2 separate regions of the Homo sapiens genome follow, and region 1 is linked to region 2. Evidence: chromatin loops called from intact Hi-C (ENCODE). Cell type or tissue: adrenal gland. All regions are shown on one strand. Region 1 has its middle 20 kb from the start of MAPKAPK2. Region 2 overlaps IKBKE (inhibitor of nuclear factor kappa B kinase subunit epsilon).

Region 1 (8,000 bases), 170 kb after region 2:
GGCTGGAGTACAATGGTATGATCTTGGCTCACTGTGACCTCTGCCTCCCGGGTTCAAAGATTCTCCTGCCTCAGCCTCCCAAATAGCTGGGATTCAAGCATGCACCACCACGCCTGGCTTATTTTTTGTATTTTTAGTAGAGACGGGGTTTCACCATGTGGGCCAGGCTGGTCTCGAACTCCTGACCTCAAGTGATCTGCCTGCCTTTGCCTCCCAAAGTGCTGGGATTACAGGCATAAGCCACCATACCCGGCCAATAGAATTTTTTCAAGAGAGAAATTGTCCCTCCTCTGTAAAAAACCAACTACAAGTTTACATATCTAATTGGTCTAGAAAAACAGTGGACATATAGGGAGGGAAACCAGTATAATTTGTAATTTCAAGGACTATTCTGGAACTCCAGACTCCATGGAGATTAATCCTAACACTGGGGACAAATGCCCATTTTCTCTGGTTGGGAAATTTAAGAAATCAAGGTGGAACTGGGCTATATGCAGAAGCATCTGACTTCCTGGAATATAATCAACAAATGTGATTCTGAGCCAGGTTGGGATCAATGCACCAATGTCAAGCAGGCATCTGGGGAGCCCTGACAACATGGAGCTAGATGTGGGGGTCAGAGACATTCCTGAGGGTACTGTATCTAATCCCCCTCAAGGTAGGATAACTGGGTAGTCGAAAGAAGACACCATTTATAAAATGTGGGCAGGGTTTCGGGAAACTACTAAGGGACAGTGAAGTACACCCAGGATAGCCACATGGGGCAGAAGGAAGGGAGTGGTTGCTGGAATCTTAGCGAGCAATAGCGGTGGATGAGGTTGTAGGAGAGAGCTGCCTGCCTGACAGAAGCTGTGGCTTTTGGTAGAGGATGGCAGGCACTGCAACCTCTGGAGAGTGGGGAGAAATCACGGGAATAAATGTGCTGGCCTCATCCTAGTGCCAGCTTATCTTACTCCTGTGCCTCCCATTGGCCTAACTTAATCGGAAGCCACGTCTGGTTGGCATAGTCAAAAAATGCCATCCTTGGCCAGGTGCGGTGGCTCACACCTGCGGTCCCAGCACTTTGGGAGGCCAAGGTGGGAGGATCACTTGAGCCCATGAGTTCAAGACCAGCCTGGGCAACATAGTGAGATCCCCATCACTAAAAAAAAAAAAAAAAAAAAAAAAATGCCATCCTCGTGGCACACAGAGCACAGTGTAGAAGGGTGGAGAGTGGATCCAGAGGGGCGAAGAGTATATATAGCAAATCTCTATGCTCCTAAGCAGGCAATTTCATCAGCATCAAGAAACTTTAATTTTTTTTTTCTTTACGGCCAGGCGCAGTGGCTCATGCCTGTAATCCCAGCACTTTGGGAGGCTGAGGCGGGTGGATCACAAGGTCAAGAGATCGAGACCATCCTGGCCAACATGGTGAAACCCCGTCTCTACTAAAAATACAAAAATTAGCTGGGCATGGTGGTGTGCACCTGTAGTCCCAGCTACTTTAGACTACAGGCACGCACCACCATGCCCAGCTAATTTTTTTGTTTGTTTTGGTAGATATGGGGTCTTGCTATGTTGCTCATGCTGATTTTGAACTTCTAGCCTCAAGCAATCCTCCCAACTTGGCCTCCCAAAGTGCAGGGATTAGTGAGCCACTGCACCCACCCGGCAGTAAACATTTTTTTGAGCACAAACCATGCACAGCCATTTTGCCGTGTACCAAGGATAAAACGCAGAAATGGATTTTCAGCAACCTGGTAGTCCAGCTGGGAGACAGAAGCAGAAGTGTTCAGGGAAGGCTTCATGGAAGAAGTGGGAATGTGAGACGGGGTGGAGGAGGGGATTGGAGGACAGGTGAGCAGAGCGCTGGGAGTACTTTCCTTCACTGTAGCAGAATGTCATTCAGCAACATGATCCACCCCAAGGTCAAGTTTCAGATCTTCCATCCCTGAGATTTTACATAATAGGCATGGTTAAAGATCCCCATGTGACTGTAGCCATGTGACTCCACATATTATGTCCACCTCACCTGGGAAGGATCAGTTTACCTAAATGTCATTCCTGCTGGGTTCTCTGAATGACAGCTGTCTTCCAACTCCAAGAGTGATGTCCTAATTAATCAAGCAATCCATCAATAAAAATTCACCGGCCTCATAAGTAAAAGGCACTGGGAACTTGGGCTACACCTCTTCAGAGCACCTCTTCTTCTCAATGAACTCACATTCTAACAGAACAGAGATATGTAGAAATGATTAAAGTGTGTTTGGTAGGAGGTGTAATGGAGGTACGAGTAAAGTTCTGGGAAAATGCAGTGGAGAGAGTGACTCATTCCTAGAGGTGTTAAAAAAAGGCTTCAGAGAGGTAATATTTGCACTGCAACTCCATTAATGAGTAGGACTTGCTAGGCAGAGGAGGGAATTCCTGGCAGAGGACTTGAAATGTGTGGAAACAGCAAGAAGGTGAGAAAGGATGGTGAAAAATTAAGGGTGGCCAGAGCCTAGGATGGCAGTAATTGAGTCTAGTGGAAAAGCTGTGGGATGGTTTAAAGGGATATTATAGCTCCAGTTAAGGAGTTCACCAGTTAAGCAGACAAATAAGGAACCAAAGATGTTCTAATGCAAGGGAGGGACACAATGAGCTTCTTTTTGGAAAGGCAATTTTCTAGGAGGAGATGGCACTGTTCAAATGCAAGCAATAGGACCTGAGACAGGGATCTGTTCCTCTGCTCCTCTCGGGGCCCCACCCCACATCCCACCTCCTCACCTCCCCATCCCCATCTTTCTCCAGAGAACAGTTGTTATTTGAAATCTGTTACCATCCTGATTTTGCAACTAAAGAACGGGGCCAAATAAATGAGCTTATTTCCTCTTCTAGGACAATGTGGGTTGAACACCCAGGAGGACATTTCCCCTTCCTCCAGTTTTTACCCCATTCCCAAATTTGACGACCGAGAGAATGAGATGAAACCTTAAGTGGAACAGCCAGTCTGTGGGACTCAGGAACTGCCAATCCTAGAGGAACCAGCCAACCCCAGAGCTTGTCAGTTTCCCCAGGGCTCGTTCCACATTTTGTGACAATTCCCCCAGGTCTAAGCTGAAAAACACCAAAAAATAGGCCAGCTCTTTTCCATTTAATTAGCCATTCCTCCAAGGATGCCAGGTGGAATGAAGTACGAGCAGATGCATGGGGACAAGAGAAGGCGGGAGTAGATGCTAAATGGGGTTCTGTGAGCCCAGGCTCACCTCTACCAAGGCTGCTTCTTAGAATAAGGAGCTCAAGAGGCAGACGAAGGGGCTGCAGCCTTTGGGCTTGCAAGCCAAGGGTTTCAGGCACTGGGCACGGAGGGGAGCCGGCATGGCCAGTGAGGAGGCCAGAAGGGTGGGAGCAGGTGCCGTGGGAGCAGGTGCTGGGGCAGCTGTGCAGGGTCTCTAGGGCAGGAGGAACCGCTGCTTCCTCCGCAAGGGCGAATGCAGGGTCGCCTGGGGCTCACCCGCCCTAGTCCGGCTCCTGTTTCAGGGCTGTGGGCAGCCAACAGACCACACCGGCAGCCTTGTGATAGCAGCCAACTGAGGTGCTGGAGTCTATTTTTGGAGCTCTTAAGAGTAGGGGGAACTGCCAGCTGCCTGGGACCAGATGATCTCTGCAATGCCTTCCTTATCTAAAACAGGGTGACGCGTGCTAAGCAAATGCAGGCAGCACTCGGGCAAGGGAGAGAGAAAAAGACCCCTTAGAGCCCTGAGGGTCTCTCACCCTTAGCAAATACCTCCTTAGCGCCGCAGAAAGACCACCGATGTGGAGCAACTACCCCCCCTGGTGGTGAATATCGGGATAAGATTACACAGGGGCAGCTTACTTGGCCCTCACTTGGTCTTGCAATTTCTCCCCCAAGTCTCTGAAAGGTGACTGGGAGCCTGCGGTGTGAGTCCAGGGTGATTCCTTTTCTTTCTAGCTTCCTTCTTTTTCTCCTGTTTGCAGTTATGGTCCCTAGCCAGAGGCTTTCAACTTTATGGATCAACATGGCACAGTGGAGGAAGCATTGGCGCTGTGCCCTGAATCTGAGTTTGAATTTCTTTATTTAAGCCTAGCTGTTTCCATATCTGTAATTTGGAGATGATGCTAGAGGCACTGTCTGCCTCCCAAGGAGGCTGTGAGATCCAATGTGAACCACTAATCACAGACAAGGAAAGAGGGATGCTTCCTGGTCCCACGACCCAGTTAGTTCCATTGCTGGCTAGGGTGATCTTCCCTGTCAGAAGCCAGCATCACTGTCACCCATGCCTGGTCCTGAGATACCCCACAAGGCTCAGCTCCTCGTGGCTGCTAGGATTCTTTCATTCTGGTCAGGAAGTCACCTTTCCAGCTGCCTAGGCTGATGGCCAGAGGAGGACGGGATGACATGGTGATTACGGCACTCAGGCTGGAAAGACATAGGGAGGAGTCGTGAGCCTATTTGTTGTTGTTGCCACTTAACAGTCTTATTATTGACATTTATTTTTAGGTATCTTACCGGACATTTCTTTTATGCACTGTGACTCTTTGTCTATCAGATGCTGGATTTTGTTGGTGAGACACAAGACAGAGAACAAATTCTTGTTCTCCCTAAGGGAGATACTTCGCCCATGCTTGTGACTCTCTTTCCACAGGTCAGTTAGTGGAGCTTTTGCTATAGCTTCTTTTCTTTTCTTTTTGTACTGCTGGCTTAAAAACAAAAATGAGGTGAGTTGTCTGAATGGTCTGAAAGGTCAATTCTTTGGGAGCAATGTTGCACTGTGTGTTTAAAAGTTATTTTCAAGAGTTTTGCTAGGTGTACCTCAATTTTTTTATTGTGGCAAAATACAACACGAAAGTTACTATTTTAATGATTTTTACATGTACAATTCATTGGCATTAAGTACATTAACGATGTTGTGCAACTATCACCATCATCTGTCTCTAGAACTTTTTCATCATCTCCAACAGAAGCTGTACTGGGCTGCCACTATTAAAGAACCATAAAGAAACTATTAGCTTCTTTATGACTTAAGCCACTGCTAATTATCTTTTCAACTGCACGCATTCTCTCCTTCTGGTCTCCCTAGACTGGGCACAAGAGTAGTGGCTACTGTGTTCTGGCTCCTTCTCCAGGAGAATTAATCAGATAATACAGCAGAGAAGGGGGCTGGGGCTTCCTCGGTTTCCTATAGTTGCTGAATTCTTTGGCAAGAGGGGTGCCTCCAGGGGTCCTGAATGTCTCTCCCCAAATCAGAACCAGAGCCGACCCATAGCTTAGCTCTGGGCCTGACGTATAATGGGCACTTAATAAAGATTTGTTTGATAAATGAATCTGGACAGATAGATTTGCCATCCCTGGAAAAAGAAACTTTATGGCTGCTCATAGTCACAATGAATTGACAAGGACATGCACTTTGGGGTCAGAAAGATCTGGGTTCACATGCTGGCCCTATTCCTTACTAAGTAGGTGGCTCATTTGTTGTTGTTGAGCCACAAAATAGGAATAACAATTCTTACCTTATGGTGTGCAGTTTGAATGAGGCAATGTACATGAGGTACTTTACCTTAGAGTAGTAGAAGCTCCATGATGTTAGTTCTGTCTCCCTTCCATCTACTAGAAAATCTCACAGACGCATCTCCAGAAATGACTTTCTCTTCTAAATGCCAGTTCCTTTTCCTATTGCCTCACTTATTGTCAGTTCCTAAGAGTGAGAATCCTCCCTATTTTCTGAACTCTAACCTTAGCCCTTTCAAGTTAGGATTCTAATGCTGTTAAAATGTGAAAGGGAAATGATACTTTCTTTGTATTTTGAAATTGAGCCTCCTCAATTTCTGTTTTATTGGATGGATTTGTGTTTTCTTTTCTCTTTTCTCTCTCTCTCTCTTTTTTTTTTTTTTGACATGGAGTCTCACTCTGTCACCCAGGCTGGAGTACAGTGGTGCCATCTTGGCTCACTGCAACCTCCGCCTCCTGGGTTCAAGCGATTCTCTCACCTCAGCCTCCCAAGTAGCTGGGATTACAGGTGTGCGCCATTACACCCAGCTCATTTTTTTTTTTTTTTTTTTTTGGGACAAAGTCTCACTCTGTTGCCCAGGCTGGAGTGTAGTGGTGCAATCTCAGCTCACTGCAACCTCTGCCACAGGTTCAAGCAATTCTCTACCTCAGCCTCCCCAGTAGCTAGGACTACAGGTGTGTGCCACTACACCCAGCTAACTCTTGTATATTTAGTAGATACAGGGATTCACTATGTTGGCCAGGCTGGTCTCGAACTCCTGGCCTCAAGTGATCTGCCTGCCTCAGCCTCCCAAAGTGCTGGGATTACAGGTGTGAGCAACTGTGCCCGGCTATTTTTTTGTATTTTTTAGTAGAGATGGGGTTTCGCCATGTTGACCAGGCTGATCTTGAACTCCTGACCTCAGGTCATCCACCTCGGCCTCCCAAAGTGCTGTGATTACAGGTGTGAGCCACTGCGCCTGGCAGGATTTGTGTTTTCTTATGCACATTATATGTTCCCTTTCTCTCTTCCCGTGCCCTCACCCTCACCGCCCACCCCCGCCTCCAGTGCATAATCACTGGCACAAGCTGCTTCTCTCACCCACTAAACTGAAACTATCATGTCTTTTACTATTTCCAAATCCAAGAACTTGGCCACATTCCCCTGGGACAGAGTTCACAGTGCTTGTCATAGGCACTCAGGTTTTAATAATAGCCAGGATTATCAATCATTCACAATGCCTCTTTCATCCACCCCTTCCTTCCAATTACTTGGCACATTTGTTTTCACCTCCAAATTCTAAGATAAAGGCATGGAGTACATTATTTGTGGAAATTAAGTGAGCTGGCTAAGGTCTGTGCCCTGTTGGATATATGACTCTGTCTACCATGTGGAGTAGTTGGAAAAGTTAAAACCCAGAGGAAAGGAATGCACTTCAATTTCAAACCAGTAAATATTCATTGGGTGCTATGAATATTCAAGGCTTTGGGGCAATATGAGCTTATGAAATCTGCAAATCTGATGGCAGAGATTTTAAAATAGTATTTTAGAATAGTCTCTTAACTAATATCCCAGTCACCATTTGTCCCCTCCTCAATCTAATCTACACAACACTTACAGTTTATATAAATAGTGTTCATGACTTAGGGGTCAAGACTGTGAAGAGTCCCATGTACTCTAGGGAGTTCGGCCCATTTCTCTAGGCTCTGCAGAGCTATTCAAATATTTTTAAGCCCCCTGGAATCAAATGATCAGATCTGCATTTTAAAAAATTATTGGGGTGATATTGGGAGAAGGGATTGGAAAGGGGAAGACCAGAAGCAATCAGGGGGCTGGTGCCATAATCCAGATGGAAGCTGGTGATTGCCTGAAGCAGGGCAGTGGCATGAGAATGGAGAGAAGGGAACAGTGGGGAGGTGACATTAGCTGGAATTGTAATTGATTATTGGGGGTGAGAGACAGTGAGGAGTCAAGGTTGACTACCAGCATCAGCCTTTGGCAACCAGATGGAGAGTGGTACCTTCTCTGAGTGGCAGGATGAAGGAGGGTGTATGTGTGTGTGTACAGTGTAGATAGAGTCAGTTCTGTAGATATTGAACTTAAGCTGTCTGAAAATAGTAGTGAAAGTCCACTATGGGTATGAGTTTAAGAAAAGTATTTGGGTTGAATTTGTAAATTTGGGGGTCACGGGTGTAGATTAGCTGGTAGTTGAAGCCTGGGAAATTGTATAAAATGATTACTAAAGACAGTCAAGGGAGGAGCCCTGGAAAACCTCAACACTTTAGAGGGAGGTTGGGGAGAAGAGCAATTGAAGGAAACTGAGGAGAAGTGGGCAAGGATGGAGAAGTAGAATTCAGAGTGTGAGGTCCTGATAATCAAGGGATCCTGTGCTGCAAAGAGGCCCAGGACAGAGTTTTGAAGGAAGAAGGAAGGGTTGGGGCAAAGTGTGAAATTCAGCAGAGAGATCTAAACTGAGATGGTGAGCTAAGATAAGGAGATAGGAGGAGTGAGTGGCCGAGGCAAAAGCCGAAT
Region 2 (8,000 bases):
GGCTGCAGATCTGAGGCCCTGTCCTTTTGGATGAAGGCTGAGGATCCCAGGCCCTGTCTTTTGGATGAAGGCTGAGGATCGAGGCCCCATCCTTTTGGATGAAGGCTGCAGATCCCAGGCTCTGTCTTTTGGATGAAGGCTGTGGATCTGAGCCCTGTCCTTTTGGATGAAGGCTGAGGATCGAGGTCCCATCCTTTTGGATGAAGGCTGCGGATCCCAGGCCCTGTCTTTTGGATGAAGGCTGTGGATCCCAGGCCCTGTCTTTTGGATGAAGGCTGTGGATCGAGGCCCCGTCCTTTTGGATGAAGGCTGAGGATCAAGGCCTCATCCTTTTGGATGAAGGCTGCAGATCTGAGGCCCTGTCCTTTTGGATGAAGGCTGAGGATCAAGGCCCCATCCATTTGGATGAAGGCTGCAGATCTGAGCCCTGTCCTTTTGGATGAAGGCTGTGGATCCCAGGCCTTGTCTTTTGGATGAAGGCTGTGGATCTGAGGCCTGTCCCAGCCACTTCATCTTCCACCCTCATGTTCCTGGCGGGGCAGGCTCCTTCGGCTGGCAGAGCCCTGGAACAAGCCTGTGCTCTGTTCAGAGTCAAGCTCCAGAAATAGCAGAGATGGGGTCACTTGGAGGTGCTGCAGGGAGGAAGTGGAGCTACATAGGCCTGTGGGTGAGGAAGAACTTTTCCCAGACACTCCCGACTTCTCAAACAAAGTGTTTGTTTCCAGCCTGAAAAGGGGAAGGAAGAAATAATAATGACCTTCAACCCCAGAACAAGAAAGTCCTCGGGAGATCATCTCCCCAGTTCCTCCGCCTCCGGGCAGGACCGAGGCCTGTTGATTCATTCTTGTTTTCAATAAGGATTATTGATTCATTATTTATGTTAAGTTTCTGCTGTGTGCCACACATTGGGTAAACCAAGAAGCTATATTCTTCTGCTTTTTCCAGTTGACCAGAGAGAGATTTTAGCTCCCCTCTATCCCCAGCTGTCACTGCCAGACACGCTCTTAGGTTTCAGGGGCCTAGGCTCCTTCCCAGGGCCTAGTCTCACAACTTCTCAGGTAGTAAAGGCCACGTTCCTGTTGCCCGTCCTGCTTGGCTTCCTGTCTCTCTTATCTCCTACTTAACTCATGCTGCGAGTGCATGTGTGTGAGAGAGGAAGAATAAGCCATGAGAACGAGAGACGGCTGGCTGACTGTACGGGGTCTCAAATAAGCCTAGAGACGGGACAGCCACCTCCACTCCCAGACTGATCCCCCAAAACTGTGGCTGTGAGGCTCCTCCCCTATTCCACTGCCACCCTTCCCCTCCCTCCCTCTTTCCTCTGTGCTATTAGATTCTTCCAACACCTGGTCCCTGTCTCCTGCCCACAGCATCCAGCAGATTCAGTGCTGTTTGGACAAGATGAACTTCATCTACAAACAGTTCAAGAAGTCTAGGATGAGGCCAGGTGAGCCCGGGGAGGGCAGATGCCCCTTCTCTCTCCTCTGTCTCCCTTCTTTCGCCTTTCTTCCTTTTCACTGGTGCTACCAGTGGCCACTAACCTCCAGCTAAGTGGCCGCTAACCTCCAGCTGGTGGTTCTTGGAGGCCCACTAAGCGGATGGTTCTGTGCAGCTGCTCTAGGGGCAAGGCCCCTGTCTGCAAGCTGCCTGCAGGCCAGTGGGGGACATGAAACCTTTACATGCCTGCCTGTTGCCACATGAGAGACTTGGATCACATGGTTGGGGGATCCAGTGGGCCGGGACCTGGGTGCTGTAGGAGAGGTGGTCCTGGAAAGAGATCTCGCACCTTGGCAGGGCACTTTAAAGTATAGAATGTCACTATCCGTTGTGTCCTTGGGACACTGAGACAGTCAGGTTTTCCAGAAAAGGGGGGGTCAGGAGAAGTCCCATTTTGAGTCACTGGGTCAGGCATTTTGGCTGCTTGATCCATTAATCCTCACAAGGATGCTGTGGCAGGGGCAGCCCATTTACAGGCTCGGGGGTGGGAAGCTGCTTGTCCAAAGTGACTGCCATTGTGGGGTAGTGCAAGGGTGGGACCCAGGGAGGGCTGGTGAGGGGGTTGGAGGGAGCCTGCGGAGGCTCCAGTTGACTCCTCAGGTTGGGGAACTAACACACCAGGAACCAAACCTCCCCCTCCTCTCCCAGGCCCCAAGCATTTCCTAATCTGTAGGCTGAAGGTCTTGGGCTTTATTGCCAAATTCTCTTCTCTCCTTGGGATTATCTAAAAACCACTGTCCAATAGAAATATAATGCCAGACACGTATGTAATTCTAAGTCTTCTAGTAGCCAATTTTTAAAAAGTAGAAAGAAACAAGTGAAATTAATTTTAATGTGTTATTCAACCCAATATATCCAGTGTCATTTTAGCGTGTAATCAATATAAACAAAATCACTAAGGAAATACCTTATATTCTTTTTGTGTTATCTTCAAAATCCCACGTGTATATATACACATAAATATATAACTTATTTCCTTAGCAATTCTGTTTATATTGATTACATGCTAATATATATATTTGAGACAGGGCCTTTGTCACCCAGGCAGGAGTACAATGGCATGATCACTGCTCACTGTCGCCTCAACCTCCTGGGCTCAAGCCATCCTCCCATCTCAGGCTCCTGACTAGCTGGGACTACAGGATGCTTTCCCATCACTTCATTGTTTTATATTTCACATATATATATATAATTCATATATATATTATTCACATATATATATTATTCATATATATATTATTCACATATATATAACATTTATAACACATCTCTATTGGGAAACTAAATTTTATATATGTGTGTATATGTGTGTGTGTGTGTGTGTGTGTGTATATATATATATATATATATATATATATATACACACACACACATACATGGAGCTGTGTGCAGTGGCTCATGTCTGTAATCTCAGCACTTTGGAAAACTGAAGCGGGAGGATCACTTGGGCCCAGGAGTTCAAGACCAGCCTGGGCAACATAGCAAGACCCCGTCTCTACAAAAAATAAACAAAACTAGCTGGACGTGGGCATGCGCCTGTAGTCCTAACTACTTGGGAGGCTGAGGTGGGAGGATCACCTGAGCCTGGGAGCTGGGAGTTCGAGACTGCAGTGAGCTAAGATCACACCACTGCAGCACTCCAGCCAGGGCAAGAGCGAGACCCTGTCTCAAACAACAACAATAACAAAACCTCTAGGCATCATTACCCTCCCCATTTTATAGATGAGAAAACCAAGACACAGAAAGGTTAAGTAGCCCAAGTAATCTAGGTCCAGCTGCTTTTAACTATCCCATTTTACAGCCTCAAAGGAGTTTTACTTCTATTGGTCTTTAAGAGTCCTTTAATAAAATTAAAAATGAACCCCTAACTGTTAAAACCCAGCGTGTTGAAAGATACCATTTTTTAAAATGCCCGGTGGTCTTCAGGCTCTCTCGCATGAGCCTCACGGGACTCCCAAGTGGCACCTGTGATGGATAAGGAGACAGGCTCAGCGAAGTGAAATCACTCGCCTAGTGCCGCCTGCCAACAGGAGGAAGGGCTGAGGTTTGTCCCAGGTCTCTCGGACTGCACACATGCTCTTAGCTGGCCGAGTGCAGGGCCCAGGAGGGGGACTCTGCTATGAGAGGAGTGGGATGGGGAGGCCCTCGAAGTGAACCGCCATCATCATTTCATCTTGGGGCTGCCGCCACCCTGGAGGCCCATTCCTGCGAAGACCAGGAGGGGGCAGCATCTCCCTAGTGCATGAGCCTTAGGGCCCTTCAGGAGGCAGCCAAGGCCATGAAAGCTTCAGCCTTTCTGGCAAAAGTGGCTGGGCAGAGCGGGGAGGTAGAAGGTGGTGGCCTGATTTCTCCAGCTCGTTGCAGGTAGCGCCCATGAACATTCAGGGATGGGACCACCCAGCTGCAGGCATCAGTCACTCTGGGAGGGTGCTGGATAAGGGGCTATGGTTGACCGAGCCTCCTTCTAAGCCCACTTCATCCACCAACTCCCACCTGAAGCATCCCCCACGTCCCCACCCCGGCCCTGCACTGCAGGCTGCCTTCCCCTGGGGCCCTCACACAATTTCCCCATGGCTTCTTGAGGCCCTGGCTTTGTCCTAATCAGCTATTCCGGTGCTAGCTTCACTCCTCTGCCCCTCCTGCTCCGCTGGGCGGTGAGTTCCCGTGAAGCAGCACAGGCTGGGCCGTCTTCATCTTTTAACTGTCTCTCGACCTTTGCTGCACACTGTTTCGTTGACTGATTGAATAGGTGACATCTGTTCTGTCTGTTTCCTCCAGGGCTTGGCTACAACGAGGAGCAGATTCACAAGCTGGATAAGTGAGTGGCCTGTCCTCCGGCAGGTGGGTGGGCAGGAGGGTGGGTGTCCTCAGGGCAGAGCGATTCTCAACGCCAGAGGAGAGGCAGTGAAGGGCCCTGTCCCGGACTGCAGCTGAGCAGAGTTGGGGATAACAGGTTATCTGGGGCCAGGGGAGGGAGTATGCATAGCTTAGTTGGAGGGAGACTTCTCAGATGCAATCTTGAAGTAACTGGATTTACTTCTGGTATGGACAAGACTGTTTGCAGGCTTTTTTTTTCTCTAGTTGTCCTCACTGATGCACCACTTACCACTTCCTGCTTCTGCCCTCTGCCTGAACCTTCCCTGCCTCCCCCCGCTCCTCTGTCTCCCATGTTTCCCGGACACACTCACGTCCAGGAGGCCCTCCCTGATTTAATGGTTATCTGGGAACTCACTCCCCCAGTTCTACAAGCACCCCGACCCCTTTTTGTCTCACACACACACGCACTCACACACCTTCTTTCCACGGCTGCCTCACTTTCCCTTCCCTTTCCTGAGGACTAAGCTTGAGCACATGTGTGTTCCCTGAGGACCCCCTGTGTGTCTCCCACGTCTCCCTGTTGATGTGGGCTTTGCTGGCCACTGCAACCTTCACAATCCAAGTGTGTGACCGTCCTTCCTCCTTTCCCAGAGACATAGCCCTGCTGTGGACGCAGGGCTTGGGCACTTACGACAAGGTGGTGACGGAGACTGACGGAGACTGAGGGATGGTGGGCTTGTGCATAGTGGTTCTGGCAGCTCATCTGCACCTTGGTTCTCTGTCGTTCTAGGGTGAATTTCAGTCATTTAGCCAAAAGACTCCTGCAGGTGTTCCAGGAGGAGTGCGTGCAGAAGTATCAAGCGTCCTTAGTCACACACGGCAAGAGGATGAGGTAACAGCCCCTCCTGAGCTCCTGGAGCCCAGGGCCTGGCCTGGCCCTTCTAGGCTTCAGAGGACCCAGGGCTTTGTGGAGCCCTGAGGCAGAGGGAGGAGTGAGTGAAGGGGTGTGAGCAGAGGAGTGGTTTTCTGTCCCTGGGTGGACCAGGCAGTTGGCTGGGAGATTTCTGTAGCTCAGCTTATTTACTCCTACAACACCTGCCCTATACAGTAGATATCATCACCCTATTTCCTAGGTGAGGAAACTGAGGCTCTGAGAACAGGTCTCCTCTGCACATCACATGGCTAGTAAGTGGCAGACCCAAGACTCGTATGTGGCTCTGCCTGCCTCTACAATCTAGATTCTTCAGGGCTTTTGAGGGGTAAAATCAAATCAAATCTGGATTCTTTCTACCGTTCCACCTGGTTATATTGAGAAGTCTCCTTTAGGAGAACACTAGGTGCCCCTGGGATAAGGACAGTGGCAGTGGCCCTTAAGTAGAACCTTCTGTCACACTGTCCCCTTCAGGAGTTTTGGGTTCCGCCTTCTCAGATCAGGCCCACTCTCCATCCCCTGCCTGTGTGAACACTGGCCCCTCCTGAGAAGAGAGGACAATTTCCCACGTGCTACCACATTCTGAGGCCTGTAGGACCTCACCTTGTTATGGGGCTGAGACCTTGGCACTCACCCGTCCTCATATCAGAATACCAATGCCTGCTTCTTCTACTCCAACCCACCACACATTCTGGTGTAATTGCTCTGGAGCAGGGCTTGGATGTCAGTGTAGTACAGCTTCTCCAGGTGATTCTAATGTGTGGCGAGGGCTGACCTCCAACCCCTGATTTAACAGCTCTGGGCCTTGGGGAAAATGTTCCTGTTCCTTCACTCCACTTAGAGATAGAAGAGAATTCACACTGGAAATGAGAGCGTGGGCAGTTCCCCACACTGAGAGCCCTGGTGTGGGCTATCCTCTGCCTCTCTGCAGCCTGACTGGTGCCACGCTCACCATAGGTGGCATGCGTCACCCAGCCCCAGCCACATGCATGTTGTTGGTGCTCCACACTACGGCTCTGAAGGGGGCCTCCCAGCCTCAGCCAGCTGTGTGCTTCTGCATTATTGCAGTGGGGCGGGCAAGCGTGGAGGGCACAGCTGGCAGGGCAGAGGCAGCGAGGGAGGCAAATACCCGGGACCCACCTGTGTCCATGTGTGGATCCGATGGCAGCTAGGCGAGCCCTGGGGAATGGGCTGAGTCCTGCTCTAATTCTAAGTCTCTGTGTGTTCTCTTGAGGGTGGTGCACGAGACCAGGAACCACCTGCGCCTGGTTGGCTGTTCTGTGGCTGCCTGTAACACAGAAGCCCAGGGGGTCCAGGAGAGTCTCAGCAAGGTGGGCATGGCAGAAGGATTCTAGGTGCTCTGGGGATGCAGGCTGGGGCGCTTGTTACCCATGTCTTCCCCTCCTCCAGCACTCCCCCTACCCAGCCACACATAAGCTGGCTACTAATTGCTGACCAAAGTATGGCTTCCCTGCAGCTCCTGGAAGAGCTATCTCACCAGCTCCTTCAGGACCGAGCAAAGGGGGCTCAGGCCTCGCCGCCTCCCATAGCTCCTTACCCCAGCCCTACACGAAAGGACCTGCTTCTCCAGTAAGTGCTGGGGAGAAAGCGGTTGTGTATCTGTGTGGAAGGGGGTTGCAGGGAGCAGAGTATGCTGAGGTTAGAGCCTGAGGGGTTTGGCGTCATGCCAGGCCTAGGAGGCAAGATTAAAGAGACTAGCTGGGTGCGGTGGCTCACACCTGTAATCCCAGCACTTTGAGAGGCCAAGGTGAGCGGATCAACTTGAGGCCAGAAGTTGGAGACCAACCTGCCAAACATGGTGAAACCCCATCTCTGGTAAAAATACAAAATTTAGCCGGGTGTGGTGGCAGGCACCTGTAATCTCAGCTACTTGGGAGGCTGAGGCATAAGAATTGCTTGAATCCAGGAGGCAGAGGTTGCAGTGAGCCAAGATTATGCCACTGCACTCCAGCCTGGGCAAAGGAGCAAGACTCCGTCTCAAATAAGCAAACAAAAAAGAATAAAGAGGCTTCTTTGGTGGGGCTGCAGAGGAGGGTGGGCCTCCCAGGAAAAGGGTCTGGGCAGGGCAACTTCCAGCCTCAGCCGCCTCTCCTGCCTCTGCCTTGGGCAGCATGCAAGAGCTCTGCGAGGGGATGAAGCTGCTGGCATCTGACCTCCTGGACAACAACCGCATCATCGAACGGTAAGGAGCTTTCACCTTGTGTAGGTCAGGGCCGGGTCTTCAAGCTACCCTTGCCTGGGGGTGGTGAAGAGTCCCCAAGCCTGCCCATGCAGGTTTGATGACACGTGTCCATTTTCGAAGAAGCCCTGTTGAAGCTTAGGCATTTTCCACAAATGAGTTGACATCCTCAGGAGGTGTAGGGTTCACTTACAGCCTTTAAAATGTGAGCCTCCATGCTGTCAGGGAGATGGGGGCCTGGAGGCATGGGGTTTGTGCCTGTGTCCAGCTCTGCACTCCATATGTACTCTGTGCTCAAGCTGCCCCAGATGCCTCCTTGAATCACAGCCATCCTCAGGATAGGTGCTGTTTTCATCCCCATGTGCTACCCCAGGAAGCCACAGCGCAGACACCTTGGATACGATGCCCAAGGCCGGTGTTTCTCTGGCCTTGTGGGGCTCCCGTCCCTCCTGCCAATGCTCATGGGCCAGCCCGGGGCTGCAGGATCATCTCCTGATTTGACTCCCCTCCTTGGGGTGCTGAGGGGTCATGAGAGGTTGGTGTGGGAACGCAACA

What was found. Peaks named below come from ENCODE experiments on the same cell type or tissue, not always from the same donor. Only the 100,000 strongest peaks of a DNase experiment are listed, where the experiment ranks them.
Region 1: it touches region 2 in a loop (3-fold over the local background); 38 of 110 quality-filtered maps call a loop at or near these places.

Annotation. Positions count from the first base shown.
Region 1 is chr1:206,660,580-206,668,579 of GRCh38, forward strand. No RefSeq gene overlaps it. Among named protein-coding and RNA genes, the nearest start is that of MAPKAPK2, 20 kb to the right of the region's middle. In adrenal gland, a CTCF peak has its summit at 3,782 (motif pointing left); a DNase peak (open chromatin) is centred at 3,702.
Region 2 is chr1:206,486,544-206,494,543 of GRCh38, forward strand. IKBKE (inhibitor of nuclear factor kappa B kinase subunit epsilon) reads left to right here. Exons shown (of 22, transcript NM_014002.4): 16 at 1,371-1,447; 17 at 4,276-4,315; 18 at 5,105-5,206; 19 at 6,480-6,576; 20 at 6,723-6,835; 21 at 7,377-7,448. It overlaps IKBKE-AS1 (IKBKE antisense RNA 1), which reads right to left. Exons shown (of 2, transcript NR_172918.1): 2 at 4,573-6,533. Among named protein-coding and RNA genes, the nearest start is that of IKBKE-AS1, 7.2 kb to the right of the region's middle. In adrenal gland, a CTCF peak has its summit at 3,719 (motif pointing right); a DNase peak (open chromatin) is centred at 3,740; H3K27ac peaks cover 1,677 bases.